Regions from separate parts of the Mus musculus genome. Here region 2 is linked to region 1. The links are chromatin loops, found by intact Hi-C in ENCODE. Cell type or tissue: heart. All regions are shown on one strand. Links, peaks and the distances in the headings refer to the core of each region. The heading gives the core; the rest is flanking DNA. Region 1 overlaps Pdlim1 (PDZ and LIM domain 1 (elfin)). Region 2 overlaps Sorbs1 (sorbin and SH3 domain containing 1).

Region 1 (2,914 bases), core at 101-2,600:
TCATGTCAACTTCAACATGCCAGGTGCAAAATGATCCCTAAAAGAATGTAGCATGTTAGTATGATGGCTACTGCAAATAGGAAAAATTATAACCACATTTCTGAAATTTTAACGAGACGCCTTTAAGAAAGTAAGGCTTATAATCAACCATTCCATTTATACATACTATGGAATCATATGGATTCAATTTCATATCATTTCTATGCTATATATAACTATGTGTTATCTTTTCATTACTATTTCTATGTAAAAAAAAAAAAAAAAACCTAAAGAGTGTCTCAAACTTTAAAAAGAAAAATTTAATTTCAAATCTTCTGGGGTTAAATATATAATAATCACAACCCCACTTTGAAAATTGCAAAAATAGTTATCCATTTACTTACTTATTTGTGTTCTTCTTGTTGTTTTACGTATGTGTGCATCTGTGTCTGGATGCGTGTGTGTGTGTGTGTGTGTGTGTGTGTGTGTGTGTGTGTGTGTGTGTGTACTTGTGAGTGCGTGCACTTGTGTGTGTGTATGTGTGTGTGTGTACTTGTGAGTGCGTGCACTTGTGTGTGGAGACTGGAGGTTGATGTGTGATACCTTCCTCAATCCACATTTTTAGACACAGGGTCTTTCAGTGAACCCGAAACTCAGCCTTCTAGCTAAACTGGCAAACCAGTTCGCATTGATGGGACTGCAGATGGGCACAGTCATGCCCAGCTTTCACACATGGGTGCTGGAAGTTCAAACTCAGGTCCTTGTGCTTAGTGTGAACGCACTTTACCCATAAGCCACTTCCTCAGCCACACTTACTCTTAATAATTCATTCATTCATCCAACAGAGAACATAGTTTGTAGTGAGCAACACGGGCATTTTTACCAACGTGTTCTAAATATTTCTGTACTTATTTCAAAATATACCCACACAGTATAGATATTTTAGAAGACACAACTAAGGGAGATAAAAACACCTATCAGCTATCTACCAAGAGATTCATTTGTAAATACAGAATCTCGGGACAATCTACTGTTGTAGAAAATTCTACTCGGCCAACGAACAATGCAGGGACTCCTTCCTTTATTTCTCCAAGATCAACTGTCATCTCATTTAACTAATTTTTAAGGTCTTTCTTCAAGTTTCACTGTAATGAAAACATATTTCCACCTCAGGACTCACAGGACTATTAAATCCCTGTGTTTCTTTTTTCACTCCGTTTCAGGCCTAAAGGTATCCTCGCCTTGGGGAAGATTCTTCTGTGTCTAATACATAAGAGCAGAGTTAGCTCTCAGGTTTCAGTAGAGTCCTACCAATTCTCTTTGCAGGAAGCCTTCTGTCCCCTTCTCCCACTGCCAGCCTTCCCACTCCTTCTTACTCCGTTGCCGGCCATGTCCCTGCCCTGGGGTTTTCCAGCCCTTTCCTCTGGCGGCTTCCCTTACGGGAAGAAATGAACTTAAGCCAGATCCCAGCAATGACAGTGGAGGCCTCTCCTGACCACTTTATCCCCAGACCTCCAGTGCAGGAAAAACAGAGGCGAGCTGAACAATACCCAAGCAGGAAAGCAGCTGGCAGCGGAGTGGCAAAGATAAGCAAGCACTTACTTGGGGTTCCGACGCTAAATTCATCTTGTAGGGATGACGTTTCCCCTCCTCGGTCACTAGAGGAGACCAAATCTTCTGTTCAGACCTGCAACAGATGAACAAAGCTGTTGTTCCCCCTCTGTCGTTTCATCTCATTCTGCTTTGCAGTGCTGATGCTCCAACTCAACATCTCACAAACGTCAGTCAAGCAAGGGCTCCACTACTGGGCAGTGTCCCCAGCCTAAAGCTGCTGTCTCATTCATGTTAAATAAAGGATCCAGCTCAACCTCTGTCTCTACAAGTTCTGCTTAGATTCAGTCAACTTCAGACAAGCTCTGCATCTGTACTGAACATGTACAGACTTTCCCCCTTGTCTTATGGTATAGCAGTCATGGGCATAGCATTTACATTGCAGTAGACATTATAGGCAATCTATTATAGGCAATCTAGAGATGACTTAAAAGACTGCAGGAAGATATACATAGAGTATGTGCAAGTACTACACTGCTTTGTACAGAAGGGACTTGGGTTAGCCGCAGATTTTGATATCCAAAACAATTCTGGGGCCCAACCCCCATGGACACCAAGAAACAACTTTACACGTAAAAAACAAATAAGGAAAAACATCCCCTTTGCCTTAACTTCTACCTTCTGAACTTGAAACCTGCCATCAGACCTATCTCCTATTTATCAATTAGGTGGCATCCATGTTAGATGGTTCTTACACAGCCTGAAGGGATTTTCCAAGCCAAGCCCCAGGCTCCTCTGAGTTGCTATGCCTGCCTCATACTGCCACCTCAATTCAAGGTGAGATAGACTTCAATTCTATCCTGGTTCAGTGTTCCTAGCTGGAGAGAAAACATCTTGTGTGTTGTATGGATGCATCACCTGTCACCTGTGGCCTACGGCTTAGGCAGGAAATAGAATGTGGGACATCAAGAGGAGAAAAAAATTCTGGGAGAGAAGGAGGCAGGGAGGTTTGCTGGGAAGATGTAACAACTGAATTCATTGCATCTGAGCACAGCCATGTGGCAGAATGTAAGCTAGAATACATGGAATATTTTAAGTTATATCTAATCAAAAAGGAGCCTAGCTTTATGGCCAGGTATTTGTAAATATATTTTGAATCTAGATCTTGTTTCTGGGAACATGGGATTAGGAGGAAAAAAACAGGGCCTAACTTGAACACCTAGCCTAGACCATATCACCAATGTATTCATGAATCAGTTCCAGGTTTTATTAGCATGGGGCTTTTTTATCTCTTGAAGGTAGAGAATATTTATACTTTGTGTTTGTCACAGTAAATGGTAACAGACAATTATAAGACACGCCTATACAATTTGTTGGCAAGTGA
Region 2 (2,914 bases), core at 279-2,778, 58 kb after region 1:
CTTCCGGCCTTTGACTAGCAAGTACAATCTGCTGTATCTATGGGAAAACTCCCTAATACTTAAACTACACACACACACACACACACACACACACACACACACACACACACTCACTCACTCACACACTCACACACACTCACTCACACACACTCATACACACTCATACACACATTCACACACAAACACACACACACACACACACATTCACACATAAGCACATAAGCACACACGCACACTCACACACACACTCTCACACACAAACACACACACTCACACACACACTCACTCACACACTCATACACACTCATATACACATTCACACACAAACACACACTCACACACACACTCACTCACACACACACACACACTCATACACACATTCACTCACACTTACACACACTCACATACACAAACACACACACACACACAATATGCTACTTTGAATCACCTTTCTCCTCCTATGCTTATTATGTCTTCCCATCTTGAACTTCCAGGATAGACTGTTGTCTCTCTTTTGCATTATAATTACATGAGAACAGGGCTGGTTCCCCAGTCAATATCATAAACTCTTCTAGGTCTGCTCAGATTTTTTTTTTAACCTTTTCTTTCCCTCAACAAGTATTTACTGAGCACATTCCATAGATTAGGTCATGACCCTTGACCGCTGGGCCTTAATGCCCTACAGGGACACAGGCCTGCAAAAGGGCAAATGCATGAGAGCTTGCTCCCAGGGTCAGGCTCAGAGCTCTTCATCCAGTTGTGCAGGGTTCGGGGAAGTAGCCAGAGAAGGCTGCCTAGGAAATGTAGCATCTAGGAAGCCATGAAGGACAAACTAGGAGCATGTGCACACACAGTAGCTGGAGAAACTTTAGAAGAGGCTGCCTTGATATCTAAAAGAGCATCTCACTAGGGAGTCTTCCAAGCCCAGGGGAAGGACTTTCCCGAGAGGCAGAGGAAGCCTGCAGTGATGTCCAAGCCTTTTGGCTCCCGGGTCACTTAATACACTGCTGGACACCAGATATTCAGAAGGATCACAACGTCTTGGACTGCATTCTCACCTAACATTCCGTTTACTGGTCAGATGTGCAACCAAGTTCCTCGTCCCAACAGAAGGACAAACAGAACGTGGGGCTCATCAAGAAGAGTGGCTGGCAAGTTTCTTGACACTGGAATGCATTTACCCAGACAAGTGACACAGCCTGAGGTCACATCCTGACAGGGCTACTAGAACAGTTGATGAAGTAAGTCCTTCTCGTCCTTAGCTTGCCTGTCAGCCAAACAGATCTCAAGAAGAGGGAGGGAGTCCTTTATAAAGGACCCATCCCCAGAGCTGTCCTGCTGAAGTGAGCGGCTGAGAAGGCTTGTGTATGCAGCTACCCTTCCAGACACCCCCAGTTCTCAAACGCAGCTAACCAGACCATGGCCTCTACATATCCATGGGGAAATGGCTTGTGCCAGGAAAGGAGGAGGAAGGGAGGGGACAGGAAGTGATACACCTGCTGTCCAGAGACTCACCAGGAAAGGAAAGCTAACCCTCAACAAACCTGGCCTTTCAATCAGCACAGTCTCTGGTACTGCCAGCTCCTCCTACCCTTGGCAGGAAGCAGGAAGCATGTACCTTGAACCTCACTGGTGCTTCGGTACTGGGCTGTGCGCACTTCCTGTACACGCTGAATCCTGGAACAGGACTGAAGTGATGACTCACACCTGGCAATCAGGAGGGCTCCTGATTTAGGCTGATCTGTGAACCGCGCCTCTGTCAGACATTTCTTCCTTTTCAACCGGCAACTCCACTACCTCTTCCGGTGAACTATTTTTTCCCTCTCAATGTGATGGACACTTTGGTTTAGAGTACACCTGTCCCAGAGCCCTGCACTGGGAGAGAGAGCAACTACATACAGTAGTCAGAGCAGGAATCCCCGTCTAATGGACACTGAACATATGCCAAGTACCGTACTGACATCCACTGTTCTATTGATCAGCACAGTGGCCCTTCCAGGGAGGGGTGTACTGTTTGTTTTCACCCCTACTTTACATATGAGTGGTTAGGGCCTGTGGGGGGGTTGGGGGGGAAATGTTCAGTGCTTGCTAACTTTATGTAGTCTAAACCCAATTCCACATAAATTACTACACACTTGATTACCCTCAGTGATCTCTACTCCACACCAAACACACAGGCCTGTGGAGGTCCAGCGTGCCTCTGTGCTCATGTTACTGGCCAGGTGACACAACTGTGTCAGCCACTGTCACTGGGTATGGGCTCCCTAAGAAAGGGATTTAACAACCTCTGGTCCATAGACCAGTAATAGCAGCTCCTTGAACCATTCATCAAAAAACCAACAGAGCTACAAGAGGAAACAGGAGCAACCGCCTGAGAGAGGAGCACAGCCCAGGGAGGCACTGTATATAACAGATGACAGCCAACTGGGAGATGGCTTCAGAAAAAAACACTCGATTCTATTGAGGTTCTATAATGTCCCTGGTCCTAGAAGCAGTTTTAGATCACCCAAGATGGCGGTTCTATCTTCCCTTACAAAGTGTTTGTAATTAACACCTGCCCGCATTATTTCAAGGAATTTCCTGGACCATGCTACAAGGGAAGTTATCTTTTCAGGAAACTGAGTCTCTGAGAGGGTGAACAATTCCCATCACAGCACTCAGCTGGAGTTGGTACTCAAATCTGGTTACTATGGAAAAGTTGCCCAAAGTCTTTGAATTTCTGGATACTAAATTACATAAACAAAACCGGATAATGATCTGTCTAGTTATCAAATTAATGTCCCTTCAAAATACGCTAAGTCCACCTTAATTTATATGCTGAAATCTTTGTAGTTCACTTAGAGAGAAAAACTATAACTCAAAACCTAGGACACCAATTTAGTGACCTCAACCACACCAGAAGCCCCTGCATTTT

Evidence for each region. A loop is a pair of places that touch in the nucleus more often than their neighbours do. Peaks named below come from ENCODE experiments on the same cell type or tissue, not always from the same donor. Only the 100,000 strongest peaks of a DNase experiment are listed, where the experiment ranks them.
Region 2: it touches region 1 in a loop (2.1-fold over the local background); 3 of 42 quality-filtered maps call a loop at or near these places.

What each region holds. Positions count from the first base shown.
Region 1 is chr19:40,248,038-40,250,951 of GRCm38, forward strand. Pdlim1 (PDZ and LIM domain 1 (elfin)) reads right to left here. Exons shown (of 7, transcript NM_016861.4): 3 at 1,582-1,666. Among named protein-coding and RNA genes, the nearest start is that of Gm41845, 22 kb to the right of the region's middle. In heart, for the core only: no CTCF peak of the experiment used is centred there; a DNase peak (open chromatin) is centred at 1,474; H3K4me3 peaks cover 313 bases; H3K27ac peaks cover 972 bases.
Region 2 is chr19:40,306,152-40,309,065 of GRCm38, forward strand. All of the region lies in intron 26 of Sorbs1 (sorbin and SH3 domain containing 1), which reads right to left. Among named protein-coding and RNA genes, the nearest start is that of A930028N01Rik, 11 kb to the left of the region's middle. In heart, for the core only: no CTCF peak of the experiment used is centred there; a DNase peak (open chromatin) is centred at 1,590; H3K27ac peaks cover 891 bases.